3 separate regions of the Homo sapiens genome follow, and all the other regions are linked to region 1. Evidence: chromatin loops called from intact Hi-C (ENCODE). Cell type or tissue: Calu3. All regions are shown on one strand. Each heading gives the region's core, and the rest is flanking DNA. Links, peaks and the distances in the headings are about the cores only. Region 1 has its middle 37 kb from the start of SMIM36. Region 2 has its middle 90 kb from the start of SMIM36. Region 3 holds the start of TMEM100 (transmembrane protein 100).

Region 1 (10,580 bases), core at 3,144-8,143:
CATCACCTACGTTAGGTATTTCTCCTAATGTTATCCTTCCCCTAGCCCCCCCACCCCCTGACAGGCCCCGGTGTGTGATGTTTCCCTCCCTATGTCCATGTGTTCTCATTGTTCAACTTCCACTTATGAGTGAGAACATGCAGTGTTTGGTTTTCTGTTCTTGTGACAGTTTGCTGAGAATGATGGTTTAATTTTTGTCCTTAGCATAGGCCATTTTTTCTTGCTTCTTTGCATGCCTGGTAATTTTTGATTGTATACCAGACATTGTGTAATTGTTGGGTGCTGGTTATCTTTATATTCTATATCTTGTATCTTATATTTTTATATTCTAGTAAATATTTTTACCTGGTTTTGGAACACAGTTACATTATTAGCAAGTAGTTTGATCTTTCTGAGGCTTGCTTTTAAGCATTTTAAGGTAGGACTAGACTGGCCTTTGATCCTGAACTAAATTTTCCCTTTACTGAGGCAATGCCTTTCTGAATGCTCCACCTAATGGACTATGAATTACAAGGTGTTCTACTCTGCCTGGTGAGAACATGGACTATTCTTGGATTTGTGAGCCCTAGCAGTGGTTACTTGTGCTCTTTTTTGGATGTTCCTTCCATAGTCTCATACAGTTTTCTCACATGCATGCACCTGTCAATATGCAGCTGAACATTTGAGGGGGACCTTTTGAATATTTCTGGAGCTCAATCTTTTTCTCTGCGTGCATAATTTCTCTCCAGGGACCTGTCTTGCAAATTCTAGCCACCTTTGCCTTCTCAGACGCCGAGCTCTCTCTCCTCAATTCAGGGTGACAGCTGGGCTCTGCGTGGGTGCTACACCCCTGCAGTGTTGCCTGGACAGAAGTATCTGTTCGGGCAGTAAACTAGGGCAACAGTGATTACCTTGTTTGTTTCTCTGAGTTTCAAGTATCTCTGCCCTATAGTGCCTGATGTCTACTGCTTGAAAACCACTGTTACATGTTTGTTTTTTTTGGTTGTTTAGTGAAAGAGTAAATCCAATCACCTGTTACTCCATCTTGGTTATATGTAAAACTCCTGTTGTTCTATTTTTGTGATAAAATTTAAGTTCCAGGCCATGCGTGGTGGCCCGGGCTCATACCTGTAATCCCAGCACTTTGGGAGGCTGAGACGGGTAGATGACTTTGAGGCCAGGAGTTTGAGACCAGACTGGCCAACATGGCAAAACCCCATCTCTACTAAAAATACAAAAATTAGCCAGGCATGGTGATGTGTGCTTGTAAGCCCAGCTACTCGGGAGGCTGAGGCAGGAGAATTGTTTTAACCTGGGAGGCAGAGGTTTCAGTGAGCTGAGATTGTGCCACTACACTCCAGCCTGGGCAACAGAGCGAGACGCTGTCTCAAAAACAAAACAAAACAAAACGAAACAAAACACAATTTAAGTTCCTTGGCTCTGAACCACTGACTTCTACTTCGGAATGCTTACATAGGCTGCTTTAGGTGGCAGCATTAGGCATCATGTCATCATTCCTAACTTTACAAAAGCTATTATGAGGATCCTTATTTCTAGCATGTGTAAAGTAGTCCCATTCCTACCTCAACAGATGTTTGATGAGTGCTAGATCCCTGATACTTGGGATGAAACGGTGAAGAAGATAGATAAAACCCTTTCCTTTAAAAAGAAAAATTTAAATAAATAATACGGGCCGGGTGCAGTGGCTCATGCCTGTAATCCCAGTACTTTGGGAGGCTGAGGTGGGCGCATCACGAGGTCAGGAGTTCGAGACCAGCCTGACCAACATGGTGAAACCCCATCTCTACTAAAAATACAAAAAATTAGCCAGGCATGGTGGCATGTACTTAGAGTCCCAGCTACTCAGGAGGCTGAGGCAGGAGAATTGCTAGAACACGGGAGGTGGAGGTTGTAGTTAGCCGAGATCGCACCACTGCACTCCAGCTTGGGCGACAGAGTGAGGCTCCGTCTCAAAAAAAAAAAAAATTATAAATAAATAATACGATAGCTCCCTATCAGTACTTTTTTACATTATTTATTATTCTTTGCCACCTGATATACCATATGTCCATCAGTTTATTTTTTGGTTTTACTCCAGGGAAATCGTAAGCTCCGTGAGAATAAGGACTTTATTTTCTTTCATTTCAAGTGGTTGTTTAACATACAGATTTTTGACCCCTTCCTCAGATTTATGGATACTGAATTTCTGAGGGTGGGACCTGAAAATTAAAAATTTGAGCAATATTCCCAGATAATTTGTGCTGACTCTGTGGTTGGTGAACCACTGGTTTAGGGTATAGTAAAGGTTGAAAGGAAATTTAGTCATAAGCTGAGTAATGACCTTTTGGCCAACGATCAACAGCGTATATAGTGGTCCTGTAAGATTATGATATCGTATTTTTACTGTACCTTTCCTATGTTTAGATACACAAATACTATTGTGTTACATTTGCCTACAGTATTTGGTACAGGTTTGTAGCGTAGGAGCAATAGACTATACGATATGGTCTAGGTGTGTAGGAGGCTATGCCATCTAGGTTTGTGTAAGTTCAATCTATGCTGTTTGCACAACAGTGAAATCCCCTAATGATGCATTTCTCAGAATGTATCCCTGTCGTTAAGCGACACATGACTGTAGTTATTTAAATGAAACTGAATGATGTGAGTGTGTGTGTGTGTGAGTGCACACAGGTGTGCATGTGGGTTTGGGTGTGGATTTAATGCTGAAGGGTTAGTATTTCCAGGAGAGGGAGCGGCGTAAGCTCTAGTTAGTAAGGAACTATTTTAGGAAGTATTTTTAGCTGGAGAGGGATATGATTAGGTCTACATTTTTAAAAAGATCGCTCTGGCTGTAGTGAGGTAGTTTTATTTGTCTAAAAACTTCTGCCTTGTAGCTGAGAGGTACCATATGCAGAGAAGAGATCATGTGCTGGGGATCAAACAGAGCAGACACAGATTCTCACTAGCTGTGTGACTGACAAAAAGCACATAACTTCTCTGAGTCTTACTTTCCACATGTGTAAAGTGGGGAGAGCAATACATTTCTTATTGGATTTTCTAAGGGATTGACTGGCTTACTTTAGTAAAACACCTTGTACATAACAGACCTGGGAATAATGCTAGTTTCTGATGGTACTCATTCTCAAGGTGCTGTTGCCCTTCAGAAGAAAACCAGAAAAACACAGCCAACACTGGCATCTCAGATCAGTGTTGGCAAGTTGTGAAACCAGCCACAGGTTGGAGAAGTCCTGCACAATGGGTGGGTGTGTGTGGGTGGTGAGACTGTGAGTAGGATGGATCTTCTAGAGGCAGTGTCAGAAAAAGGAGAAGAAAGTGCTATGACCAGTTCTTGCTGAAAAAAAGACATGAGGCCAGATGTGGCGGCTCACGCCTGTAATTCCAGCACTTTGGGAGACTAAGGCAGGAGGATTGCTTGAGCCCAGGTATTTGAGACCAGCCTAAGAAGCATAGTAAGATCCTGTCTCTACAAATAATTTAAAAAATTAACCAGGAGAGGTGGCATGCACCTATAGTCCCAGCTATTTGGGAGCCTGAGGTGGGATGGTTGCCTGAGCCTGGGAGGTCAAGGCTTCACTGAGCCATGATCGCACCACTGCACTCCAGCTTGGGCAGCAGAGACAGGGCACCACCCTGTCTCCAAAAAAAAAAAAAAAAAAAAAAAGAAGACATGAATAATTTATACACAGACAGTGTTTATCATCAGGGACTGCTGAGACTGGCAGCCAACTATTCAATAAGACCTTTCTCAAAGACCAGTACAGATCACTTTAGTTCCAGCAATGAAGTTTTCCAAGTATTTCATCAGATTTCCCTCTTCCCTGGTTATACATTGCTCTTGAATGAGAATAAAACCATTAAGAACATTCTGTGCTTTCTCTTCTCTTTTCTTCTTTTCCCATTCCTGTCCTTCCTTCTTTCTTTTTCTTCCTAACTTCTATCTTAAACAATTAGCCTCTAAGAGTTGGACCTGTTTTACATTTTCCTCTTACTGGAAGTGAATGATGATTTGAGCAGAGATCTATGTTACCAAGTCAGCATCATGTTCTTCCCTCCCACACAACCCACTGCTGTGTGTAATCATCTCTCATTAAGTTTCATGTCATCTGAGTGCAACTCCTTTCCCCTTTCAGGTTGCCCTTAATGTTCATTGTACCCTGCTTTCAACTGGATAGAATTTATGGGGTGAAATCCAGGGTAAACCATGCTTTGCTGAAACATTATTTCATTCAATAAATACAAATGAACAACTGACCACACACAGTCATACACACACAATCTTGAGTACCTACTGTGTGCCTGGCAATGTTAATACCAAATACATATTGGTGAATAAAACAACCAGAATCCATGTATTTGTGGGAGAGGCAGACAAAACACACACATACGTATATGTATATAATAAGAAATGGTGATAAGTTTCATAAAGGAAATAAACAGGGCACATTAACAGAGAATAACAAGGGGAGAGGGAAGAAGCTTATTTGGCTTGGCCCTGGAGGCATCTGTGAAGATAGGAAATTGCAGAAGGAGGTGGGTCAACCATGCAGAAAGGAGGGATCAATGCACTTAAGACAGAAGGAACAGTATGAGTGAAGGTCCTGAGGCAGGAAAGAGCTTTGTGTGATGAACTGAAAGGAGACCAGTGTGGCTTGGGCATCAGGTGTAAAAGGCAAGAGTGGCCCAAGATGAAGCTATACAAGGATTAGATTATGCTGATCTTTGTAGACTCTGGGTAAGAATTATGAGTTCTATTTTAAGCGCATTAGGTAGACTTTGAAAAGTCTTGTGAAAAGCATGTGATTATCTGATTGTTATTTTAGAAAGATTTCCTCCAGCTTCTCTGTGGAAAATGAATCGGAGGAGCAAAGCAAAATACAGGAAGCCCAGTGCAGAGGCTATCACAATGGTCCAGGAGAGAGATGGTAGTGGCGTGAACCAAGATGGTAGAAATAGCTATAAGAAAATGAGCATATATCATGCTTATTTCGGAAGCAAAAATGAAGGCATATATTTGGGGTTGAAAGACGGTGATGAAGGATGACTTACAATTTCTAGCCATTTATTGAGTGGAGGAAAGGCCAAAGAGGGGTGGTTTGGTGGTGAAATCAATAGCTTCATTTTGAAAACGTTAAGTTTGAGATTCTGGGAGATATGCAAGAATACATATCAAGTAGGTAGTTAATTTATAAATCTGAAGTTTAGAGAGGAACTCAAGGTAGTGATTACAAATTATAGCTCCATCAGGTATTATATAGATGGTATGTCAGTGGGAGATCAATTAAGATTTTTAAAATGAGGCACCCAAATATAGTGGATCAAACAAGGCACAAGTTTCTTTATCATTCATGTCATAGTTCAGAGATAGGTGGGTGATCTAGTTAGACAGCTCCACTCCACAAGGTCATTCAGGGATTCACGGCACTTTTATTTGTCATCCCTTGAATATTATTTTTCTCTGTATGGTGGAAATTGGTTCATTAGCACCAAGACCACATCCTATCATTCAGAAATAGGGAAAAAGGTGCACCTTCTTTTTAAGGAAACGACCCAGGGGTAACACATGTTATTTAGCTGCAAGAGAGGCTGTAACATAGAGTCTATAAACTGGATGGCCATATGCTACCTGATGAAATGTCAATTCCATTACTAAAAAGAAGGGGAGAATGGATACCAGAAGACAAGACATACTGTCTGCCACAGACAGTAAAAAGGCAAAGCCTGCATGGGCAGGGTTTCTCAATGTACCAGCAGCACTTTGGAACAGATAATTCTTAGTTGTGGGAGGCTGTGCTGTGCATTTTAGGATTGTATACTCACCATCAATGTTTAGTAGTATTTCCAGCCTCTGTCCTTTAGATGCCAGTGACATACTCCCAGTTGTCACAGTAAAACATGTCTCTAGTCATTGGCAAATGTCCTCTAGGGGGCAAAATCACACCCTGTTGAGAACGACTGGGTTATATCAGGAGAACGAGTATAGAAAAAGAAGGAGTGCTGCCACTGGGGTTTGAGAAGTGCCAACATTTAAAGATTGGGTAGAAGAGGAGTAAAGGAGACAGGCAAGGAGTAGGCAATGGTATATAATGAAAACCAAGACTGAAGAGTGTCACAAAAGCCAATATAGGAGGGAGTTCCAAAATGGTAGGAGTGATTGACTATGTGGAATGCTACTATGGAATCAACTGAAACGAGGGCAGAAATGTGCTCATAGGATTTGGTAACATGGAGATTACAGGTGACACAGACAAGAGTAATTGCTGTGTAGTAGTGGAGGTGAAACTCAGCTTGTAGTGAGTAAGAGTAAGTGGAAAATGAATAAGTGGACATAATGTTTGTAGACAACCCTAAACAATGAAAAAGTACAGAGAAATGGAGAAGCATCTGGAGGGTTATGAGAGTTCAAAAGGGGTGTGGTTTTGTTTTTAATGAGAGATACTAGGAGGTGTTTGTATGAGCCGAAGGAAATAATCCAGTACACAAGAGTGCCACCATCCAAACATGTAAAGTGCTTGGAACTGCATTTAACAAGTAAACTGTATATTAAATATTAATATTACTCTATGAATTAGAGATTAAGTGGGCAATTGTGCTTTTAGACCCTGCTACAGATAGAACATTTTTGTCCCCCTCCAAATTCCTATGTTGAAATCTTAACCCCCAAGGTTAAGATTTTTTTCTTTTCAGAATTCCTTCAATTTTGATTGTGGGGATAAAATCAGACAGCCACTGAAGATAGAATACAGTTACTGGGAGTAATCACAATGCTGTTCTCTTTTATAAAGTGGATATGATGTGTTATTTATTCAATTAATGCACGTCGCCAAAAATTGTCCTTATTCCTTGATTGTCTCTTTTTTTTACCAGTCTCTTGTTGAAGTGGCCTCATTGTCTGGGAAAATACTTGAGGTTTGTTGTCTCACAGCCATGGAGATCAAGGATGCGGACACACAATGAGTGAGGTTAAGAGCGGAAATTTAATTGGGAAAAGAAAAAGAATAGCTCTCTGCTACACAGAGTAGTCCTGAAAAAATAGGTTGCTGGTCCACAGCAAAATGCAGGGGTTTTTATAGATGAGCTAGTGGGGAGGTGGTGTCTGATTTACATAGGGTGCAAAAATCTGGTTAGGACCAGGTGTGCCATTTGCCTATGGCACAAATCTCTGGCCGCCCCCATGCCAATCTTCTATTATGCAAGTGGGTTCCCTGCCTGAGCTGTGCCATGTTGCCCATTTTTTTCTTACTGTACATGTGCTAACAAAAAAGGGAAGATGGAGCTTCCATGGTGCACACGCCTAGCCCCCAGGTAGCCCTTTCTTATTGGTACAGCTGCTGGCATTCCCCTGTGCAAGCTTCCAGCTTGCTTATCTATATTTGCAGCTTGATTTTTCAGGCTGCTCTTTGTTGGGAAAGAAATGATTTTTTGGGCTGCTTTTTGTTTGAAGGGAAGCTCTGCTAAGGACTCGTTTGCCCTCACTATCTGCCTAAATAATTTCTTTCTAACTAAATCTGCCTAAATAATTTCTTTCTACCTCCTGTATCATTGCTCTGCAAAGAGAGGATACCTGGCCACCACATTGGCCCATATGATGCTGCCACTGGTCAGATCTCGGACTATGCTAGGCAGCTCAGAGACCTCTGCTGTTATCTGTCACATTGCATCTCAGTCTCTCAGAGTTGCATTGTGGGGGGTCTTGTTCATTGTGTTAAAGTCAATGGTGACACTGAAAGACACACCAATCTCATCAGTCCTGGCATAGTGTCTCCCAATTGACCCAGAGGAATCATCTACTTTGTGAGACAACCTGTGCCTGGTCAGGGCTTCCGATAATTCCTTGATAAATGGCATGAATGGTTTTGGCTCAGTGAGAGGGCGTAACATTTGAATAGAGTGACTATAGCAGGGAAACTGAGGAATGTTCTCTGTTCATCTCCTTCTCTTACATGGAATATATGTTCAAATACCATATACATAATCCTGCACAGGCTGAAGGAGGGTTCAGTTACATTCAGAACAACTTCTTCCACACAGAGTGTTCTCTGGAATCTCATCACGTTTGGCCACATCTTTTGTTAGCCGAAATGTTTTCCCTTCGGGTTCAATTGTAAATTCCCCTTTCTCATTCAATTGCATCTCAATTTCTGTAATGTAACATTCATCACAATTGGCGAGATACTCCATCATCAGTTTTGCATGCTTCTTATACGCCTTACCAACTGCTCCCTTATTGGGTATTAGGTAGACAGCTTCATATTCCTTCCCTGTGAATTGAGACTCTGCACTCAAACAAACGTCATGGTTATTTACATATTTTGGATACTAACCTATTATTTGTCATACACATTGCAAACATCTTTTCTGGTCTCTCACTCATGTGTTAACTTTATGTTTTGTGCTCACTTTTGCAGCACATACACTAAAATTGGAACGATACAGAGAAGATTAGCATGGCCCCTGTCTGTGCAAGGATGATATGCAAATTTGTGAAGTGTTAACTTTATGTTTTATTTTGTCATTCTAACATTTTCTTTTTGTCATGTAGTCAAATATATCAAACCTTTTGTTTAATATTTTTAGGCATATTCTATTCAAAAAGTTTTTCTTTATGGGTTTTGGTTTTTTATGTCTTCCTCTCCCAATGTCACAAAGATATTTCCCCTAATTTAGAATCTTTTCTAAATGTTTAAAAAGTTTGCTTTTCAGATTAATGTTTTAAATTCATATGGAATTCACTTTTTTTTGTATATGGCTTGACACAAGGATGTATCCACTTTTATTAACTTCCAAATGGATAGCCAAGTGTCCCACACCATTGACTGACTAGTCTTTCCTTTTCCCACTGATTTGTAACACTGCTAAATCTCCATATGTGTGTAGTTTGGATATTGGTTCATTTGTCTATTGCCATGCCAATATGACAGTGTTCTAGTTATTGTGATTTAAAAGAAGTCTTGATGCTTAGTCAGGCAAATCCTACTCCTTGTTTATCTTCTTCCCAATATTCATGTTTCTTCTTGTTCCCTTATTCTTCTATGTGAATTTTAGAACTAGCCTGTTAATGCCGTGAAGAAAACCTTTGGACTAACATTTATGTGATATAAAATGTTTTAATCCGTTCATTTTAAATCTTTCTGTGTCCTTACTTTCAGGCCTGTCCTTTGTAAACAAAATCTATTGGGATAGAAAGCAGAACAATCTAATAGTTTGTCTTTTCAGAGGAAAGTTACGTTTATTTACATTTATTGGGGTATATTTATGCTGCTTTAAAAAATCATTTTACTTTGTGTTTTCTATTTTTTGCCTTCTCCCCTCCCCTTTTTTTCTTCCTCCATTTCTGCCATCTATATGATTAATTGCATTTTACTTATTTCCTATTTTGCTTCTCTGTAGAAGTTCTACATTCTATTTCTATTCTTTTAGTAGTTGCCTTTACACTTTAACATATATACAGTCCAAAGTCTAAAATAAATCAATATCTTTAATCTCTTTTTAAACGATAAAAGATTCTTAGCTTCATTCCATCTCTATTTCCAAGTTTTGGTTCCTTAGTTTGAACTGTTTTTAATCACCTCCACCAACACTGGTCAATATTATTTTTTAAATATCAATACATTAACTTTACTCACAAGTTTGCCAATTTCTTTTCTTTTCCTTGCTTCTTTAATCCACCTCTTTACATCTGGGTTTTGGGTTCTTTTAGCTGAACTATATTCTTTAGAAGCAGTTTAAGTGAGGACTTAGAAACTCAGTTTTTTTTTTTTTTTTGCCTGAAGATATATTTACTTTGCCCTCATTTTTTTTCATGAGAATTTAGTTGAGTGTGGGAATATAGATGGACAAATATTTTTCCTTAGCTCTTTGCAGAAATCGTTCCATTGTTTTCTGGCATCTATTATAATGAATGGAGAGACTTTTCGATGTAATGGTCATTCTTTTGTGAGTAATCTCTTTTCTCTAGGTGATATGGATATTTTCTCTTTGCATTTCCTATTTTGTTACTTCCCTACAGTATATGTAGGAGAATTTTGTTGTTCTTTTCATTGCTAGGAATGATCTTTTGATGTGAGAATTTAAGTCATTCTTAAGTTCTGAAAAAGTTATTATTCGATTTCTATTTCAATATTGCTTTTCCCCTCACTTTCTGTGTTCTCCTACAATTTTTTTTTAGACCCATGTGGGCCCGTCTCTCTCTCCACTTCAGTTCTCTTAACTCTTTTTTTCTGTTTTCTTTTCTTTTTTTTCTTTCTTTCTTTCTTTTTTTTAGACAAGGTCTTGCTCCATCATCCAGGTTGGAGTGTAGTGGCATGATCACAACTCACTGCAACCTCAGTATCCCAGGCTCAACAGATCCTCCCCACTCAGCCTCCTGAGTAGCTGGGACTATAGGTACTTGTCATCATGCCCAGCTAAGTTTTAAAATTGTGTTGTAGAGATGGGATCTTGTTACGTTGCTCAGGTTGGTCTCAACCTCCTAAACTCAAGCAATCCTCCTGCCTTGGCCTCCCAAAGTGATAGGATTATAGGCATGAGCCACCAGGCCAGGCCTTAACTTTTGTATTTTCCATTCTGTTGCCACATATGAT
Region 2 (10,580 bases), core at 2,903-7,902, 52 kb after region 1:
TTTTTAGTAGAGATGGGGTTTTGCCATGTTGCATGGGCTAGTTTTGAATTCCTGTGCTCAAATGATCCACCTGCGTCAGCCTCCCAAGTGTTGGGATTACAGGCGTGAGCCACCATGCCCAGTGACCATTTAAATTCCTACCAATAATGCACAAGGATTCCAGTTTCTTGATATCTTCTCCAAAACTTGTTATTTTCTCTTTTCTGTTTGTTTGTTTGGTTTGCTTATTTGTGGTTAATGACATGGGGGCAAAAGCAACTGCATCTTGGATGCTAATCTGCCATGTTGACTTCTGATTAACTCCAGTTCTGGGAAGGCCTCATAAATTTTCATTTTATCTATTGTTCCTTGTGTAAGAGCATGTACTTGTTGTAAAGCCTGCTCTTAGGTTAAACAACCTTGATGTTATCATACTTCAGTTGCCCTACACATCTCTTCTGAACCATGAATACCATTTTTTATGGTACATAAGCCCTGGATCGTAAAAGAGATGGTGCCAGGATCCGCCATCTTGTCTCGCTGCCTGAGACACAGACATGGCATTGTAAATCCCTATTAAATGTTTCTTTCTGAGAAACTGGATATGTCAGCCTCTTTCTTCAGCCTCTCAGCTTCCTCAGTCTTTTGGAGGTAGGTTTGCATAGACATGTTCACCACAGAACAAATGACCATCCTAACGAATATGAGGTGATATAGTATTGTGCTTTCTATTTTCATTTCTCCAATGATTGGTGACGTTGAACATCTTTTCATATGCTTGTTGTTCATTTGTTTATCTTCTTTCAAGCCCTGTGCTTATTTTTTAATCGAATTTCTTGTTGTTGCTGGGTTGCAGGGGTTTTAAAATATGTTTAGATATTAACCTATTGCAGGTTGAGCATCCCTAATCCAAAAACTCAAAATCTGAAATGCTCCAAAATCTGAAACTTTTTGAGTATTGACATGGTGTCACACATGGAAAAGTTCACACCTGACCTCATGTGACTGGTGACTGTCAAAAACCAGTCAAAACTTTGATTCATGCATGATTAACAATATTGTATAAAATTACCTGCCAGCTATGTGTATAAGGTGCGTATGAAATGTAAATGAATTTCATATATAGACTTGGTTTCCATCCCCAAGATATGTCATTATGTAAATGCAAATATTCCCAAATCTCAAAAAATCTGAAATTCAAAACATTTCTGGTCTCAACATTTCAAATAAGATATACTCAATCTGCCTCAGATATATGGCTATAAATATATTCTTTTATTTCATAGGTTGCCTTTTCATTTTGCTGATTATTTCCATGGCTGCACAGAAGTTTTTAAGTTTGATGTAGTCTTATTTGACTATTTTTGCTTTTGTTGTCTCTACTTTTGGTGTCATATCCAAGAAACCACTGCCAAATTCAAAGTCATGAAGGTTTTTCTCTGTTTTCTTCTAGAAGTTGTATAGGTTCAGGTCTTATGTTTAGGTCTTCAATACATTTTGTGTTAGTATTTATATATGGTGTAAGGCAAGGACATACACATGGTTATACAGTTTTCCCAACATCATTTGTTGAAGAAATTATCTTTTCTCTATCGTGTAGCCTTGGCACCTTTGCTGAACATCATTTGACCATATATGTGAAGGTTATTTCTGAGTTCTCTTATCTGTTCTGTTGGTCTATGTGTCTGCCCTTATGCCAGTACCATGCCGTTTTGATTACTGTAGGTTTGTGTTTTGAAGTTAGGAAGTATGAGGCCTTCAGCTTTGTTTTTATTCTCAAGATTATTTCTTCTATTCAGAGTCCTTTGAGATTCCACAGGAGTTTTAGAATTTTTGTTTTCTATTTCTACAAAAATACCATTGCAATTTTGATAGAGATTGCATTAAATATGTAGATTGCTTTGAGTAATATGGACATTTAAAAATACTAAGTCTTTCAATCCATGTACAGTGGATGTCTTTCCATTTATTTGTGTCTTTAGAATTTCTTTTAGCAATGTTTTGTAGTTTTCAGTGTACAAGTCTTTTGCCTACTTGTTTAGGTTTATTCCTACGTGTTTCATTTTTGTTGATGCTATTGTTAATGGGGTTGTTTGCTTAATTTTTTTTTGGATTGCTCATTATTAGTGTATAGAAACACAACTGATTTTTGTGTCCTGAAACTTTTCTGAATTTGTTTATTATTTAATAGTTCTGACAGTCTTTTGTGAAATCTATAGGGTTTTCTACATATAGTATCATGTCATCTGTGATTATGAGAATACAGATAATTTTACATTTTCATTATCTATTTCTATTCTATTCATTTCTTTTCTTGCCTGATTTTTTAAAAAAATTGTTTTTGGCTAGGACTTCCAGTACTAGTTTGACTAGAAGTGTTGAGAGTGGACATTCTTGACTTGTTCCTTTTTGTAAAGGGGGAGTTTTCAGTTTTTCTTCTGGTCCTAATTTGTTAATTGCTTTTTTTTTTCATCATAAAAGGGTACTGCATTTTGCCATAAACTTTTTCTGCATCAATTTGATATAATTATGTGGTTTTTGTTTTTCATTCTATTAATGTGGTTATTAGATTGATTCTCATATGTTGAACCATCCTTGCATTCCAGCAATAAATGCCACTTGATTATAAGTTATAATTTTTAAATATGCTGTTGAATTTTCTTTGTTAGTATTTTATCGAGGGTTTTACATGAACATTAATCAGGGGTATTGGTCTGTAGTTTTCTTGTCTTGTAGTATTTATGTCTCATTTTGGTGTCAGTGTAACTAACACTAGCCTCATAGCATGCCTCATAGAAGTGTTCCCTCATCTTTTTGTTTTTAAGAGAAGAATTGGTGCTAATTTTTAAAATGTATGGCAGAATTCTCCAATGAAACCTTATGATCCTGGACTTTTCTTTGTTGGGAGGATTTGGTTACTGATTTATTTCCTTACTTGTTATAAGTATGTTCTGATTTTTAATCCTTTATTATTTAGTCTTAGTAGATTACATCCTTCTAGAAATTTATACATTTATTCTAGGTTATTTGTTGCTGTATAATTGCTCATAGTAGTCTTATGATCTTTCTTATTTCTATAGCATTAGTTGTAATGTCTTCTCCTTTTTGTTATTTTAATCTTTTCTCTTTTTTCTTAGTTTTCCTAAAGATTTTCCAATATTGTTGATCTTTTCAAAGAACTAATTCTTATTTTCACTGATTTTTCTAATGTTTTTCTATTTCATTTATTTATGCTCTAATGTTTGCTATTTTTTTCCCTTCTTTGGTTTTATTTTTTTCTTCTTTTTTTCATTCCTTGAGTTAAAAAGTTAGGTTGTTGATTTGAGATCTTTCTGCTTTTTTAATATAGGTGTTTAACATTATAAACTTTCCTCTTAGGAGTACATTTGCTGCATCCCATAAGTTTTGGTGTAATGTGTTTTCATTGTCACTTGTCTCTAGATATTTTAAAATTTCCCTTTGATTTGTTCTTTGATTATTCAAGAGTGTGTTAATTTTCATATATTTATGAATTTTCCTGTTTTCCTTTTGCTATTAAATTTTAGTTTTATTCCATTGTAGTCAGTAAAGATACTTGGTGTGATTTCAATTTTCTTAAATTTGTTAAGACTAGTTTTATGGCTCAAAATGTGATCTACTTGGAGAATGTTCCATGTGTTCTTGAGAAGAATGTGTATTCTGCTGCTGTTGGATGGAATATTCTGTATATTTCTGTTAAGTTCATTTGGTCTATAATTTTGTACAAGTCCTCTATTTCCTTGTCGATCTTCTGTCTGGTTGATCTATCATTTATTAAAAGTGGAATATTGAATTATCCTACTATTATTGTGTTATTGTCCATTTATCCCTTCAATTCTGTCAGTGTTTGCTTCGTATATTTGGGTACTCTACTGTGAGCTGTATCTTCCTAGTGAATGTACTCTTTATCATTATATAATGTCATTCTTTGTCTCTTGTTAGACAGTTTTTGACTAAAGTCTATTTTTTATATAAATATGGCCACTTCTGCTTTCTTTTGATTACCATTTGCATGGAATACCTTTTCTATCCTTTCTCTTTAAGCCAATGTATGTCTTTATACCTAAAGTGAGTTTCTTGTAGAGGGTATATAGTTGGATCTTTTTTTTTTAAACAAGAAACTATTCAGTCATTCTATGTCTTATAATTTGACAGTTTAATCCATTTACACTTAAAGCAATTACTGATAAAGAAGGACTTCCTATTGCCATTTTATTGTTTTTGGTATGTCTTGGAGTTTTCTCTCCATTTTTATTTCTTGCTGCCTTCCTTTGTGATTCATTGATTTTTTTGTAGTGACATGCTTTGATTTCTTTCTCATTTTCTTTTGTGTATATTCCATAGATGTTTTCTTGTGGTTATCATAGAGATAACATAAAACGTCTTCTGGTTATAAAATATATTTTAAACTGATTATAACTTCAATAGAATTTAAAACTCTACTCCTTTTCATTCTCTACCACCCATTAATGCTATTGATGTCATAAATTACATATTTTAATATTTTATATTCATTAATATAGTTTTATAGCTAGTTATTTATATGCTTTCTTTTAATTCTATACCTGAATTAAAAGTGATTTATACACCAGCATTACAATTTGTTTCTGTATTTATTTATATATTTACCTTTATGGAGAGCTTTAAATGTTCATATACTTTTGTGCTGCTGGTGTTAGCATTCTTTTATTTCAACTTGAAGGTCTCTGTTTAGCAATTCTTATATGGCAGGTGTAGTGGTGACCTCCCTGAACATTTATTGATTTGGGAAGGTCTTATTCTTTCATTTTGAAGGACAGTTTCCCCAGATGTAGAATTCTTTGGTAATTTTGTTTTCTTTTAGTGCTTTGACTATATCATGCCACTCCATTCTGTTATAAAATGTCTCTGCTGAGTTATCTGCTGATAACCTTATGAGAGCTCACTTTTTAATGACAAGTTGCTTTCCTCTTGTTGTTTTCCAGATTGTCTTTGTCTTTGACTTTTGAAGGTGTTATTATGACGTGTCTCCCATGGGCCTCTTTGGGTCCATCCTAGTTAGAGTCCTTTGAACTTCTTGAATTCGGACATCCACTTTCTTCCTCAGATTTGGGAAGTTTTGGGTGATTATTTCTTCAGGTAAACTCTCTGCTCCATTCTCTCTTTTCTCACTTTTTGACTTCTATAATTCATATATTGGTCAGCTTGATAGTGTCCAATAAGTCCCTTAGGCTTTCTTTTATTTTCTTCATTATTTTTTTTTTGTTCCTTGGACTTTATAATTTTAAATGAACTGTTTTTTAGTTTCCTAATTCTTTTTTCTGTTTGATCAAGTCTGCTATTGATACCCTGTAGTAAAATTTTCAATGTAGTTATTGTATTCTGCAGCTCCAATATGTTTTGTTCTTTTTTATAGTTTCTATCTTATTTTGATATTCTCATTTTGTTCATGCACTGTTTTTCGGACTTTGTTTAGTTACTTGTGTTCTCTTGTAATGCATCAAACTTCTTTAAGAAGATTATTTGAATTCTTTGTTGGCTAATTCATAGATTTCCATTTCTTGAGAGTCAGTCTCTGGAGTTTTTTTGTTTCTTTGATTGGGTTATGTTTCCTTGTTTGTGTGCTTTGTAATTTTTGTTGTGATTTTGCATTTGAAAAAAAATAACCACCTCTCCCAGTCTTTAAGGACTGGCTTCACATAGAAGAAGACATTCATCAGTCAGCCTGGTTGGAGGTTCCAGAGGTCTTTCAAACCTTTCTTGGGGATGCATTTTCTCTGGGTTTATTTCTCAATTAGATAGGTTTGCTGGTTTTTCAGGAGCTGTAGTCTCTTACTCACTCTGGTGGATGTTTATGGCACTGCAATTTTCTGGCACTTCCACAAGCCACTGAGCTCTCTCTCTTCTCAATGGCCCCCAGGACTTTGAAATATGCCAGTTTTCCATCAGTGCTTTGAGCCAGGTGAAACAGAAATCAGTTTCTTAGGAAGCCCCCAACAAAAGCCAGAAGGTTGGACACACATTTCTCTCCTTTTTTCCTCCTATGGGAAAAGCCATGATCTTGGTACTTTCTCCCTATCTTGATGAGCTATGTTGGCTCTGTCTGCAGTATTGCAAGTTCTCTGGTGCTGCTTCTAAGTTGTTGAGCTCTCTTTTGTTCTCAGAGGCTACCAGGAATCCAAAGTATGTAGGTTTCCCCATCAATGCTCTGTGCTAGGCAAGACAAAAACCAGTCCAGGCATTCCCTTCAAAAGCTGAAATGTTGAATGTGCATTCCACTCCTCTCTTTTATTTCCCAAAGAGAAGCTATATATTGGAGTTTTCCTTTTGATCATGATCTGTGCTAGCTTTGGGGAAGGTCTGATGCAGTTGACATGAAATAGCTTTTCTTACCTGTTTCAGGGGAGATGTTATTGGCTTTCAGTTTGCCTGGGATATTGCATCTTCCTAACTGGTTTCCGGCATTCTTATAAAGGCATTTTGGAGCATGTATTGTTGTTGAGTCAAGGTTTTTGTTGGGGAGTGAGGTCTTGGGCTTCGTATTCCACCATCTTGCTGATATCACTCTATAGCTACTTTTTAAGGTAACATCAAAATCTACCAAGGTATTAGATGGTCGTTACTTTATATAAATCTGTGCCATCTCCTGGAATGTTCTGTATTCTAATTAAAATACTTAATACAAAATTTATTTCAGTATGAATATTTTTGTGTCACTCTGAGGATTTGTATGCCTGAGAATATGTTTAGCATCCTGTCATACTTAAATGACAGTTTGGCTGAATATGAACTTCTTGCTCTAAGTACATTTTTCCCCCAATACTTAAAAATACTACTCTATTTTTAGAAATTCTTTTTTTGCTGTTGGTTGTTACTAGTGTTGGTGTTGAAACATCTGAAATTAATCCGATTCTCGATCAGTATTGCAGGATCTGCTTTTTATTCTCTAGGAGCTTTTGTAACTTTCTCCTTGCCTTTGATATTCTTACATTTTTTAATAAGATGTCTAATGTGGGTTTTTCTTTATTCTCCTCTTTGGAATTATCTGACTCTTTTACTGTAAAGTGTCCTCTTCTTCCTTCTTTTCTTTTATTTGGGAAAATTTATCTCCATTACTTCTTCAAATGTTTTCTTTTCTTATTATTGCTTTCTCTTTCTGGGATTTCTATTATTCTCATATTACTAATTCTAGTTGTATTTTGCTCTCCCTCCACTTCTTAGATTTTCTTTTATGTTTTATATTTTCTTGCCTTTTTATCCTTCCTTTTGAGAGATTTTTCTCAATCCGGTTTTTCACATTTTGAATCTATTCCTTAGCTAATTCATGCTATTTGTTTGATTTTTTCTTTATTTTAACTAGGTTTTTTTATATCTATTATTAATTGTAACTTTTATCATCTCTTTCGGTTCTAATGTTTCTTCTTTGGCACCATATGTAACCCGTAAGTTGTTTTTATTTAAAATAGTTGTGCTTTTCAAATGTATTTTTATTTTGCTTTGTGAGATCATTTTCCCCAGGAGATATTGGCTACTTTGTCGAGAAGGGTAGATCTTAAGCTGCAGCAGCCCTAATTAGCTCAGGTTAGGGAGCTAAGCCCTTGGGCATGGTAGGTGGGGGACGGGGTGGGTGGTGGGAGGGAGGGGGGAATGTCTGCTGATATCTTAAACTCACATGTATTTATTCTTGAAGTATATGCTTCTTTTCTCCCCCCACGGCTAATGAAACCTGCTTTCCTTTTGGTTTTCACATCTATTAATAAAACGATGTGGCTCATTTCTCATCCTCCTCCAAGAAGTGGCCAATTTCTGGTGGGTTAGAGAATTCCCAGGGGCTATAAGATAGAAATTGATGCTATTTAAAAAATGCCAGAGAGTCTTCCACTATGCCTAAATATGGCCATGGGAGAAGGCCAGGTACAGAAAAACCAATTAGTTACTTCTGGCCCTTAGGTCAAGGCCTCATTCTTTGCCCAGAGGAAGTAGCATCCTGAGATTGTAAAAGCTAATCAGTCTTAAAGAGTTTGGAAGGGGATGAATGGGGATTCTCTGCTCAAGGTTAGTCTCTACCTGTTTTTCTTAATGCCTCACAAATACATATCTTCTGCACTCCTTTGTTTGTATTACCTTGCACACCTGGACCAGAGCTGAGAGCCATAAGGATGAGGACAGAAATTGTTTGTCCGAGGCAGCAACAGAGAAGAGCAAGAGGAAAACACCAAGAGTTCCTATCTTATTGTACTCTCCCAATGTATGCCGTTATTCCTTCTATTCAAAGTCAAAGCCTCACTCATACACCAGTCCTAAACAGTATAACTCCAGCTCTCTTGACAAATTTCTAGGTATTTTCCCTCTTCAGTACTTCAGAGGAAGGAGTCAGCCATCATACTGGTTCAGCGTCTTGAAATATCTTGATTTTAATCTTATTTCTAATTTTTCCAAAAGTTTGATCTTGGACAGTTTACTTTATTTCTCCTTATTTTTTTTTCTTTTTCTTTTTTTTTTTTTGAGATGGAGTCTTGCTCTGTTGCCCAGACTGGAGTGCAGTGGCGTGATCTCGGCTCACTGCAAGCTCCGCCTCCCAGGTTCACGCCATTTTCCTGCCTCAGCCTCCCGAGTAGCTGGGACTACAGGCGCCCGCTACCCTGCCCGGCTATTTTTTTGTATTTTTAGTAGAGACGGGGTTTCACCATGTTAGCCAGGCTGGTCTCAAACTCCTGACCTCGTGATCCGCTTGCCTTGGCCTCCCAAAGTGCTGGGATTACAGGCGTGAGCCACCGCGCCCGGCCCTTAGCTTTCTTAGAATAAAATGGGACTAATACCTAACCTTGATATTGATGTAAATATTAGAAATAACATATAAGTCATTAGTGCTGTTATTGGCATAGAGTAGAAATTCAATAAACCATAGCTCCTATTATAATTATTGCTTTTGTTACTGTTGTTGTAACAGAAAATTAGAGCTGAGCCTGCCTTTCTGTTCAGCAATGGGATGTTCTGGATAATGGGATGCAATGTTGCTGTGCTCTTCGTATAAAAGGTCATCTTTACTGTGTTTAGGATAACATCACTGAGATTGTTTATTTTTCCTTTGGGGCTATGTATAACCACTCAGAGGATTTGGGGGTCCGGGCTCCAGGAAATGAAGATGTACCTGACAGCTGTCTTATGAGGGGAAGTAACTGACCCCTATAACATGATCAAAAGCAGAAGGAATGGTGTGGGTGACCATTGTGGATATTGGGAATAGCCATATTCAGATCCAGCATTTACTTTCCTTCTTGTCTGTTTCAATTCCTTTCTGTTAGAGCCCAATGCCTTCAATAAAGGAACATTACATACTACAGAGTGGCTTTCTTGTGCTTGGGTAATTAAGAGATATAACTGTCCATTTTGGGGATGATGAGTCTTGAGAAGTTTGATCATGAGATAGTAAGAAGAGTCTACAAAAAGCTGGTCCAATCTCAGATGACTGACTGAGCTGACAAACAGAGTGGACCTGTGGGGCAGCCCAACAGGCCTCAGGGATTCTCAGAAATACTTGGGGTGGGGAACATGATAAAAGACTGCGATTCCTAAAGTAGCAAGATAGGAGATAGAAAATTCTGATTTGACATTAAGGGAAAGTATGCCTCACTGTAGGATGGAGGATCAGGACCTTTGCCTTGCATTTTCTAGTTCCAAATGATCTGTGTTAATATTAGCACCCTCCAGCACTCTATACCTGCTCGCAACAGAACAAACACTTGTTGCCTCCTCTCTTGCTTGGAGGGCTCTTGGGGACAGAGCTTTGACTCTGAGTCACTTGATTGTCAGCCCCCCTGCCCTGGGTACTTGGCTTCCACTGTGGTCAGCAACATTGATTTCTGCAGTGGACCTGGCAACATTATGGTCAGCTACATCCACTGTGGGGCCTCAGCAACATGTGTCCTCAATTTTCTCTTCTCAGGGCGGATATGAAGTGGGAAGCCAAGAAAATATGTCTGCTTATTTCTTAAACTTATGCATATTTATTCTTGAAATGTATGCTTCTTTTTCCCTCAGGGCTAATGAAACCTATTTTCCCTTTGGTTTTCACATCTAAAATTATGTGGCTCATTTCTCATCCTCCTCCAAGAAGTGGCCAATTGCTGATGGGTCAGAGAATTCCCAGAGTGCATAAGATAGAAACTGATGCTATTTTCAAAATGCCAAAAAGTCTTCCACTATGTCTAAATATGGCCGCAGGAGACATGTGTTCTTTAATTATGTTCTCCCAAGTTCAATAATTACTTAGGAAGCTTCTTGGAGTGAAGGATATCTGAGAAATTCATAGGGGCTTTCGTTGCCTCCCAAGTCACTTCTATAAACTCCACTCTACAGACCTCATAAATTCCAACAGGGCTGGACAAAAGCAAGCCCCCCTTTTCTGGGACAGCCCCTGTTTCCTTCTACTCTAAGCAGTGACTCTCACAGCCTTTGTTATGGACTCCTCAGATCTCTGTACATAGCAACCAGGGCATGAGGTGAGCTGGTCTCTTCCCATTAAACATGATGCCATCAAGCTGTTCCTGTCAGTTACTGCCACTAAAATTACAGCTGTTGGTCACCCCTTAGTGGAAAGAGGC
Region 3 (10,580 bases), core at 3,341-8,340, 170 kb after region 1:
TAGTAATTACTACAACCGTATTATGAACCAACATTATTCCCATTTTGTTAATGAGGAAACTGAGGCAGAGAGAAACTGACTTGTGCAGAGATACACAGGTAGTAAGTGATAAAGCTGGATTCCAAGCCCAGGTACTTTAACCACAGTGCTATGGTGTCTTTAGGAAGATAGTATGTGATATGATGATGAGGAGAAAGATTTTAGTTATAATTTTTTTTATTAATGATCCCCAAGTGCTTGTGCAATATAAGAACCTGAATATTTGGCTGGACACAGTGGCTCACGCCTATAATCCCAGCACTTTGGGAGGCCGAGGTGGTCAGATCACTTGAGGTCAGGAACTCGAGGCCAGCCGGCCAACATAGCGAAATCCCGTGTCTACTAAAAATACAAAAATTAGCCTCGTGTGGTGGTGTGGTGGTGGGTGCCTATAATCCCAGCTACTTGGGAGGCTGAGGCAGGAGAATCACTTGAACCTGGGAGGCAGAGATTGCAGTGAGCTGAGATAGCACCATTGCACTCCAGCCTGGGTGACAGAGTAAGACTCTGTCTCAAAAAAAAAAAAAAAAAAAAAAAAAAAACCTGAACATTTCATTATCTGATTATAGGTTTGAGCTCTATGGATATTGGAGTTATTTAACCCCTTTGCTTGGACAGAATTTTGCGGTTGATAGATATCCTTAACAAATTCTTTAATTTTCACCCAGTAAGGTGGAGAGGCTGAAGGCTAGCTCTCACCATCACCTTTTGATGTTCACTTATGGTGTTCCATCTGTGAGTGCTCCTGATTGCTCCTCCTCAATTCCCATCACCTGGTTAACTCCTTTGTCTGTCCTGGGCTTATCAAGTCACCACCTGCAGGAAGCCTTCTTTGATTTCCCCTGACATGTGTTACGGTTTCCAAATATGCACTTCCTTCGCACTGTGCATCTAGTGGCAGGCTGAGGCTGGCTTATAATCTGAATCTTGAATTTTCCACAAGGGAAACTCAAGGAGGATGAGAATGAAAGCATCAGCCATATGTTTGGTGGCAGAAGATGTGGCTAGGGTCCTGAGCCTCACAAGACTCAGGAGAGAGTGTTTTGATATTTGTTAAATGCTGCAAATATATGGAGGTTGTCAGAAAAAATCCTGGCTTCAGATGGCAAATCATTCCATAATAATCTCTAATTTTAGTCCGGGTTTCTCAAAACTGTTGCTGACCTTACTCTTTTTTTTTTTTTTTTTTTTTTTTGAGACAGAGTTTTTTGTTCTTTCATCCAGGCTGGAGTGCAGCAGTGCGATCTCGGCTCACTGCAACCTCTGCCTTCTGATTTCAAGCGATTCTCCTGCCTCAGCCTCCTGAGTAGCTGGGACTACAGGCACCCGCCACCACACCCGGCTAATTTTCTTGTATTTTTAGTACAGACTGTGTTTCACCATGTTTGCCAGGCTGGTCTCGAACTCCTGACCTCATAATCCACCTGCCTCGGTCTCCCAAAGTCTCCCAAAGTGCTGGGATTACAGGCGTGAGCCACTCCACCTGGCCCCACTCTTTAGCTTAGACACCTGAGACTGTGTTGCTCAGCTTCTACTTGAGACATTCCTTCAAGAACCAGGTACTGACAGTTTACTGTGTACCAGGCAGGATAGGCAGTGTGGCTAAGTGAGTGGGTTCTGGATTTTGAACTCAGGCCCTAAGTGTGCTCACTATGTGATCTCATTTAATGGCTTCATCTATGTCTCAGTTTCCTTATCCGTGAAATGAAGGCAATAATGGTATCTATTTCACTAGGCTGCTGTGAGGATCAAATGAGATATTCCATGTGGAGCTCAGAATATGACCTTTGGAGCATAATGGATGCTTGATAAATGCTGAAGCTGGGACTGCGATGACTTAAACTTCCAGTCTCTAGTTTGGTTTCCTGATCTCCAGAGCACTTCCCGAGAATTTCTCTTTCGCTGCTTTGCTCCTCCAAAGTCCAAATCTAAATCCTACTTTCCCATTCCAAATCCTTCTCCTATCTCTAACTTGCTATGCTGTATCAAGCCCACATTCTTGTGCTACGTCTCCTTTCTTAAAACTTTAAAAGCAGATGTTACACCCATAAAAATGGCTAAAATGAAAAAAGATGAAAAATACTAAAAAATGGCTGAAGATGTAGTGCATCCAGACTCTGAAGAGTGCTGGCAGGAGAGTACACTGACTCAATCACTTTGGAAAACTTTCTGGCAATAAGGCTGAACACATACTGTCCTTTAATCCAGGAATTCCACACCTAGGTCTACCCTCAGCAGAAACATGCACATACGTACATCAAAAATCATGTAGAACAAATTTCATCATAGCACAATATTAGCTACCTACTGCTGCAAAACATATTACCCCCAAACTTAGCAACTTAAAACAACAGACATTTATTATCTCACAGTTTCTGTGGGTGAGGAATCTGGGAATAACTTAGCTGGGTTCAGGGCCAAGGTACCCATTAGGTACGGCAGGCACCAGGCCTAGGGACCACGATGCTTGTTAGTACAATTTCCTCCTTCCAGTGAGTGAGATACTTCCTTTTTGTTGTAATGGAGGAAGGGGCCCACAAAGACAAAAGTGCATAGGTCCCATAAAGTCACCGTGCAGCCCTGGCTGGATGGGTTTCTCATGAGGTCTGTCAAGCTGTCATCCGGGAACACAGTCCTTGGAAGCCTCCCCTGGGAAAAGATCCACTTCTATGCTCACTCAGGTAGTGGCTGGCAGTTCTTAGTTCTTCTCTAGTTGTTGGCTGGAGACCTCAGTTTCTCACCACATGGGCCCCTGCATGGCTGCCTGAGTGACCTCAGGACATGGTAGATGGCTTCCCTCAGAGAAAGAGGGAGTGAGGGAGAGTGGGAGCAATCAAAAGAGAGAAAAAACAAGATGTCTTTATAACCTAATCTTGGAAGTCAACTACTACCCCTTCTGCCATATTCTATTGTTTACACAAACCAACTCTGGGACAATGTGGGAGGAGGCCACAGAATCTGTGAATACCAGGAGTCCGGGATCATGTGATACCGTTAGAGGCTGGCTACCAAAAATACTATCTTCAGTCATTAAAAACTAGAAACTATCCAAATGTCTATCAACAGTAGAAAGACTAAATAAATGATACTGTATTTGTACAATGGAATTCTACACAGCAATAAGAATGAACCATTTATAACTACGTACAACCATATAGATTGTAGCTCATAAACATAATGTTGCAAGAAGAAGCCAGGAACAAATAGTATACTTGATACGATTCCACTGATGCAAAGTTAAAAAACAGGCAACACAACTCTGGGTGTTAGAGGCCACATAGTGGTTTCGCCTGGAGAGATACTGATGGAAAGTAGATACAAAGGGAGCTTTTGGGTGCTGGCAATATTCAGTATCTTTGTCTGGATGTTAATTCCACAAGTTTATAAAAATTCATTGAGCTGTACAACTTTCTCTGTGTAAATTATACTTTAACAAGAGTTTTTCAAAAGTAGATGTTGTAATACCTGTATTGTCTCCTTTTGCTAAAGAGACATTCTGGAAATGATTTTGGTTATGGCTAAGCATAAAACTGGGTGCTATAGGCTGGGCGTGGTGGCTCACACCGGTAATCCCAGCACTTTGGCATGCCAAGGCGGGCGGATCACGAGGTAAAGAGTTGGGGACCAGCCTGACCAATATGGTGAAACCCTGTCTCTACTAAAAACACACACCAAAAATTAGCCAGGCGTGGTGGCGGGCACCTGTAGTCCCAGCTACTCAGGAGGCTGAGGCAGAAGAATCACTTGAACCGGGGAGGCAGAGGTTGCAGTGAGCCGAGATCGCACCTTTGCACTCCAGCCTGGGCGATAGAGTGAGACTCCGTCTCAAAAAAGAAACAAACAAACAAAACAACTGGGTGCTATAGACTGAATGTCTGTTCCCTTCCACCCCCCAATTTATATGTTGAAATCTCATCTTCAATGTGGTATTTGGAGGTGGGGCTTTTGGGAGTTTATTCGGTTATGAAGGTGAAATTCTCGTGAATGGGATTACCACCCTTGTAAAACAGGCCACAGAGAACTCCTTTGCCCCTTCTACCATCTGAGGGCACAGCAAGAAGGCTTCACTTATGAACCAGAGAGTGGGCCTTCCGCAGACATGGAATATACTGGCACCTTGATATTGGACTTCGCAGCCTTCAGAACTGTGAGAGAGAAACATTTCTGTTGTTTATAAGCCACCCAGTCTATGGTACTTTTGTTATAGCAGCCCAGAGGTTTAAGACACTGGGGCAACTACAATGTGTGGTCAACCTATTGTTCCTGGTGCTAGGCCTCGCCTGCTGTGAGATCTTAGCTGAACAGTCCCTTAACCTCTCTGAACTATAGTTTCCTCAATTGTAAAGTGGAGTGAACACTTATACTCCCAGCCTCAGAGTGTGGTGAAGAATATCAGGTACAGTTGAGTGCTGTTACACTATCGAGCACTATAATATCAAGATCTTCCAAGTTCAGAACCGTAATACTTGCCTGGAGACCAGAATATGTATCGCCTATTTAACATCTCTCTCACCTGTATTCCTCTCTTTCTCTTTAGGGATGGTGGGGGGGAGCGGGTGATGGAAAGTAGGTTTGAGGCTTTGTGATCTGGCTCTCTGGGGTTCATCCTTTGGCCTCAAACTTCTGTGCTATCACGTGATCTCCTTGTGCAGTTTCTCCAGGCAGGATTCCCTAGATTAACCAAGAGAGTAAGATGGGGAGCAGAGCCACCATACAGCTATGATTCTCACCTGGGCCAGAGACCAGCTGCACAGAACAAGGTTAAAAGTTGTTTCTGTGCACTCTGGGATGTCTGTGTTTAGGGGGAATTCCACTAGGTGATATAGCTGGTTTCTGATATTCTAGGGAGGAGTCAGATTATCTTTTTAATACATTTATGCATGCATTTTATATGCATTCATTTATTTTCTGTCGCACCTGCATATTTGTATATAATACAACCATTTGTAAAGATAGACCTTACCCAATAAAAACATTTTATGAGATAATTGTGATAATTTGTAATCCCAATTTGAGTTTATTCTCCTCGTGGGAGTTGGGGTTCACAGTGTGTAGAACTATCTCTGCGCCGTGCAGCTATGTAACAGTATATACCTTTTAATGTGACTAGAAGCTCCCTAAATGGAGCAAGTCTTTCCCGTACTAACAGAACCCCAAGATAGCCACTGTGAAGTGGCTTAGGGAAGTGTGTAAGGGTGGGATAAATGGAGAATCTCCACCAACTCCTCACGTTTAGGAGAGATTTGATCCCATTTTGGTTATTACAATTTAGGTCTTTCCATAGAACTGTTTCTTCTGGGACTCAAGTAGCTGCATGGGGCCCCCTGGTGGCCGGAAATAATTCATGAGTTTGCTTTTCAAGCATTTTGAAGGCCAGGTCAGGCTAGAGAAGAATAGAGAGTAAATATTCGCCTCCAACTGCTGCTTACAGTGGAGGTGTAATAGAGAGTGAGATGGCCTCTTTGGGGGAAAAATGAGAACTAAACTTTTTTCTTTAACGAGATTAGAATGGACTATAATTCTGGATAAACCATTCACTTTCTGATTTTTTATTTTTTGGCTCATTTAGCACCTTAATTAGGTACTTATTGAGTACTTAATCTCCGTAAGCCATTATGTTAGGCATTTCACTAGGGTTAAAAAGAGGATCTATCACACACTTCTAAGGAGCTTTGGAATAAGGATAAAACTTATGCCACCAACACGACAGAAAATAAAAGATGCCATCAGAGAATAAAAGATGAACTCACGAAAGGGCATTTACTTTCAGATAAAAGGGAAGACTTCCGGGAAGAGGTAGCATTTGAGCTGAGTGCTGATGAGAAGCAGGATTTGGGGAGATTAAAATCAAGGAAACAATGGCACTATAAGCGAGGGAAAACACAAGTTTGGACAGACATGGAGGCAGGAAAACCAAAGTCGGGTGCAAGAATGGTGAATAGTCTATTCTGGCTAACTCATAAGGAGGTTTGGGGATTAGAGTGAGTATGAAAACTGGATACGTCCTTTTGGATCAGACTGGAGAATCTTGAACCTTGTCTGAGTAATTTCTTAATACAGCAATGCGGTGGCGGGGTGGGGGGTGGGCTTTGAGTATCTTTGCACGGAGAAGAGGCATGTGAAGGCACAGACTCACTTGCATTGAAATGAGCACAGCCCCCTAAACTTGCATTTGGTTGGGAGGAATGTTGATCTGTACGTGACACCATCTGACCTGCAAAGTCATTTTTAGGGTGTTTCCACTTACCAAAACTACCTGAGCATGAGGGAGTAGTAAGGGCCCCAGGGCTCCTGTCATGTTTAATTAAATTTCTGGACAGAAAGACTTTCAATGAGTGTGCTATGCTAGGCTGATTTTGTTTTCCAAGTTTTAAGAAACCTTCATGCCTATCTTTCGATTCTAGCTTAAGGTGGTTTAAACTACATGAATGAGCTGTATTTCTGGCTGGAGTTACAGGGTAGAGTCCTAGCTGTGGACTAGCTCAATGTCCACTGAAGAATTCAAGCAGTAACTTTATTTGCATTGTATTAGATCTAACTGAGTAAGAAACCTGAGAATCTACATTATGCCTGGCATATAGTTGGTGCTGGCATACGTGTTAAGCAAATAATTAACAACTGATTCCACAAAAATGTAATATACATTTAATAGCACATTATAAAGTTCCTGACCAAAGACGTTGATTTCCTAATTATAATAGCACAGAAATCCTTTAGAATTTAGTAAACGTAATTAAGACTATTCAGAAGTAATGAAAAACCAATATGATAAAAACAAAAATCCTCCAGTAAAGAAGGAACCTGTCCATTTGAGAGAAATACAATTGAGAACTTGCAAATGAGACAAGGGAAGATGGCAATTTGGAACTGCAATAGAAATAACTATAGCAGAAACAACCATTTAAGAAGTTTTAGCAGCAATAAGTATTTATTATTCTGAATGAAATGTACAGTTGACTTTTATATAAAAATCATCAAAAGTGCTATATTGGATTATTTTACTATTAATTTAACCCCCAACAGCATCTATTAGCTATAACTTTAATGGGTTTTTCTTTACTTCTGATACATCATTACAACTGGCTAACACTGTCCAATGTTAAAATATAAAAAATATTACTTTTCAAGATAAAGTACCACCAGTGATGAGTTATTAAAAGTATAAAATGAAAACAGACGCCAGTGAATCAATGTATTGAAAAAAATTATCACAGAATTTCATAGACATATGCGAAACCCAAGGTAATTTAGATCCTTGGCAGAACATTTTTATGATACATCTTAAGACTGTAGGTTATTTCTTTTGGAGGCAAATGTCTAGTGTGCCAGGCCTATCTTGATTTTTCTCATCTTTTCTTGGCTACTTTACAGGGTGAACCAAATACTGTCTAATGCTGTGCACTCCCATGACCCCCAAAGTGTTTCATGTAAATAGAAAGCTGATTTTTCAGTCTCAGAAGTAGCCCTTAGGGTTAAGTTTGTCGTTAAAGAAGACATGAGTCATTCCTCACAAAGGAGAAGCCCCTCCACCCTCCCACCCCCATTCTTCCAGTCTGCTCCAACGCCAAGTCTGTTCTCTCCCACCATGGTTCTGGGTGAATTGGGTGACAAAGTCAGAGCACGTTTTCCAGGCCCAATGGCCCATTTGGTCGTATTCAGTCTCAAGCAAACAAGCTTCTCTGATTTGCCACGAGAGCTGTTTGACTCTCCCGTCTCTTGGCTTTCTTGCTCCTTTGTCTCACTTTCCAGCACAAGGCACTGGAGGCTAGTAAAAAAAGTCCAGATGACAGAACAACCAGGCCAAAGATGGAGATAATAGACCCATGGGAATTGAAGCTGTAAGCCACCGCGGTGACCACGATGCCGGCGATGAAGACAACCACAGCAAAGGGGATGATGCAGCGGTAGCAGGAGAGCTCGGTACCCCCTGTAGCAGCCATCAACTGAATCTCACTGACCAGAGGGACTGTGGTGATCACAACTTCACTCTTGGGGCTCTTCTCCATCGTCGCTGCCATGTGAGCCTTTGGGGCTCCCAGGATCTCCTTGATGGGCTCTTCAGTCATTTTTACAACAGTGCTTCTAAGCTGGGTTTACAGACTAGATCTGGACAGTCTCACCAGGGTGAAAGCTGTGAAGATAACAGGAGATGTCAGCTACATGTATCAGAATGTACACCCTGTAAGCAGAAATGAAAAGCTGGGGAGGCACCTCCTTTCTAGGAGGCACAGATCCATGTGAAAAGCAACTTTACTCTTTTTTTGAATTGGTTGCATTCTCTTTGCATTTAGGCAAAAAATAAGATGAAGCAGATGCATATGAAGGGAAGACAGAAAAAGCAGGAAGCACTTACAGTGTTTAATATACCCTGGCGGTCTACAAAAGTTTTACAAGCTTTTCTGCTTTGTCTATTGCTTCTCCTTCCTCTGAATACACAGAAATGCCTGAATCCTAATCCAAAGATGGTCTCATTCAAGAGGAGAATACATTACAAACAATATTTCGTACCATTAATCCCAGAACTTACAGCAACTCAGACTCCGCCAATCTTGCTGGGCATAACATGCATTCTTTGCAAACTATCACCCATTGGCTGCCCACAAAATCAATGTCAAGGCAAGTGGCCAGCAACAAATGATGTTCTTCTCCATTGAATGACAGCCAACAAATCTTTATTGTGTTACTATTAAACACAGTGCAACCTGCTCCCTGGGATCTTTTTATTACCCACTTTAGGTGGACAGTTCAGCAAAAAATTCATTGAAAATGAGGTGGGGATTTGTGGTCTGAAGTGTAACAATATCTTCCAATCTGCTATAAAAGAGAAAAAATAAGAAAAAAAAATTCAACCCCTTCATAGGATATAATTTTGTGCTTTCTCTTGGCAAAATAAAATCAATTATTTGAGTAATTAGCTGTCAATTCACAAATTTTCTATTAAGCTCAACACAAAATTTCGATATTATGTATACTACAACATGCAGAAACAAATAAGCATGCTAGGTTTTCAGGAAACTTTCACAACCTTCATTTTCCTCCATGCCTTTGTGTATAAAACTTGCTGCAATGACCCTTTCTAAGTATTTCGTACCTGAACATTTCAGGACAAAGCTTGAGACTTTTGATCAAAAGTATCTGGTTGAAATGCTGTCTATGAGAAATCAGTGAAAACTTGTCTGCTGCTCAGACATGGTTGAGTCACTGTCTTCCATTCTCAAAAAGCTGTCTAGCTGCTACACAGTTGAGCAGTTGTAGTTACCGAACAAGTTTAAAGAAAGATACTTGAGACCATTTCAATGAGATTCATACTTTAAATATATTAAGCATCCACTGAAAACAAATTCAACTCCAAATCAAACCTCACTGGTTCTTCCCTGCTCTGGAAAGTCAAAATATCACTCCCTGAGCAATGAAACTAAATCTTAGAGCTGCCTACTCACATGTCATTTTTAATCACCAAACTAATTAATCACTGTTGTCCAATGACACCCTAACTTCTGGTGAGGCCAGTTAAAAGATATTTGAGATTATGTCTGAAAAAAATAACTTCACCCCAAAGCTGAGATTGAGCTAACCTGAAAATCAAGATCTGTCCCCAAATTACTTACACTCACCTCGGAGAGAGGCAATCCATTACCAGAGTAACCACTTGACTTGGAAGACAAGAAACAGCAACGCCTGAGCCTCTTCGTCCAACTTCTGGGAAAGAGCCTCTAACAGCAAGGCTGTCAATAAAACAATAGGTTAGGGATCTCTTCTGGGGAAAGGAAAAGATGTAAAAATACTTTACTATAGGGTCTGCTCTGGTTTGGGATCCTGGAGTTCCTGCTTCTTTCAGGCTACCTCTGTTCCTAAATGACGCTTGTCTTTCCCTCCCTCTCTCTTTTTATTCCCTCCCCCTCGGGTTTGCCCCTCCCTAACATTTTTTTTTTTCCTTCGTTCTTTTCCTTGCCAGCAGATTCTGAGTTTTGGCTTCCCCCAGCTTTGCTCAGTGACATGATGAGTCCGAATCATTTCTACAGATTCCCCAGAGACAGGAGCCAGCTTTTACTTTTTCTCTTGCAGCATTTACTAAGCGGACTGCTTTGTGAATTTGAATGACTCATTTTTTCCCCCGCCGACCTCCAGATCTTCCTCCCGTCCATCAGGCATTTTTATAAGAAAATCCCAGAGTCAGCGTTGCAGACCCGGCTGAGGGGACAGAGCCGAGGGGACAGATACTCTAGGGTGGCAGAAACAGCTGTGAAGTCATCAGGCAGCTGAATTCAGTCTCTAAGCCAGCAAAAATCCATGTTCCTAGGTTTTCCATTATTCTTTATATGTGCGTGATAGTCATCTGAAGCTTAAAACCCCACTTGTTGAGTGTTAATTCATTTAGGAATGAGGGTGGGAGGCACAAATGTTTGTGGTTAAGGGGGAAAGCCAGTTATATTGATTTAAACATGATTGTTTACTGCTTTTGCAAGGAGGTAACTTTAGCAGCACCAAGATTATCATCATCATGATAATTGCTACCATTTATAGAGCACCTACTGTGGACA

What was found. A loop is a pair of places that touch in the nucleus more often than their neighbours do. Peaks named below come from ENCODE experiments on the same cell type or tissue, not always from the same donor. Only the 100,000 strongest peaks of a DNase experiment are listed, where the experiment ranks them.
Region 2: it touches region 1 in a loop (11-fold over the local background); 18 of 110 quality-filtered maps call a loop at or near these places.
Region 3: a loop joins it to region 1, with 7 times the contacts of the local background. A loop is called at or near these places in 10 of 110 quality-filtered maps.

What each region holds. Positions count from the first base shown.
Region 1 is chr17:55,543,421-55,554,000 of GRCh38, forward strand. It overlaps the pseudogene GARS1P1 and the pseudogene RNU6-1249P. Among named protein-coding and RNA genes, the nearest start is that of SMIM36, 37 kb to the left of the region's middle. In Calu3, for the core only: no CTCF peak of the experiment used is centred there; a DNase peak (open chromatin) is centred at 5,921.
Region 2 is chr17:55,596,142-55,606,721 of GRCh38, forward strand. No RefSeq gene overlaps it. Among named protein-coding and RNA genes, the nearest start is that of SMIM36, 90 kb to the left of the region's middle. RefSeq lists a silencer at 5,987-6,281. In Calu3, for the core only: a CTCF peak has its summit at 5,826; a DNase peak (open chromatin) is centred at 5,850.
Region 3 is chr17:55,712,966-55,723,545 of GRCh38, forward strand. It overlaps TMEM100 (transmembrane protein 100), which reads right to left and starts at 9,899. Exons shown (of 2, transcript NM_018286.3): 1 at 9,654-9,899; 2 at 6,662-8,170. The coding sequence starts at 8,105. The coding sequence ends at 7,701. In Calu3, for the core only: a CTCF peak has its summit at 5,358 (motif pointing left); a DNase peak (open chromatin) is centred at 5,366.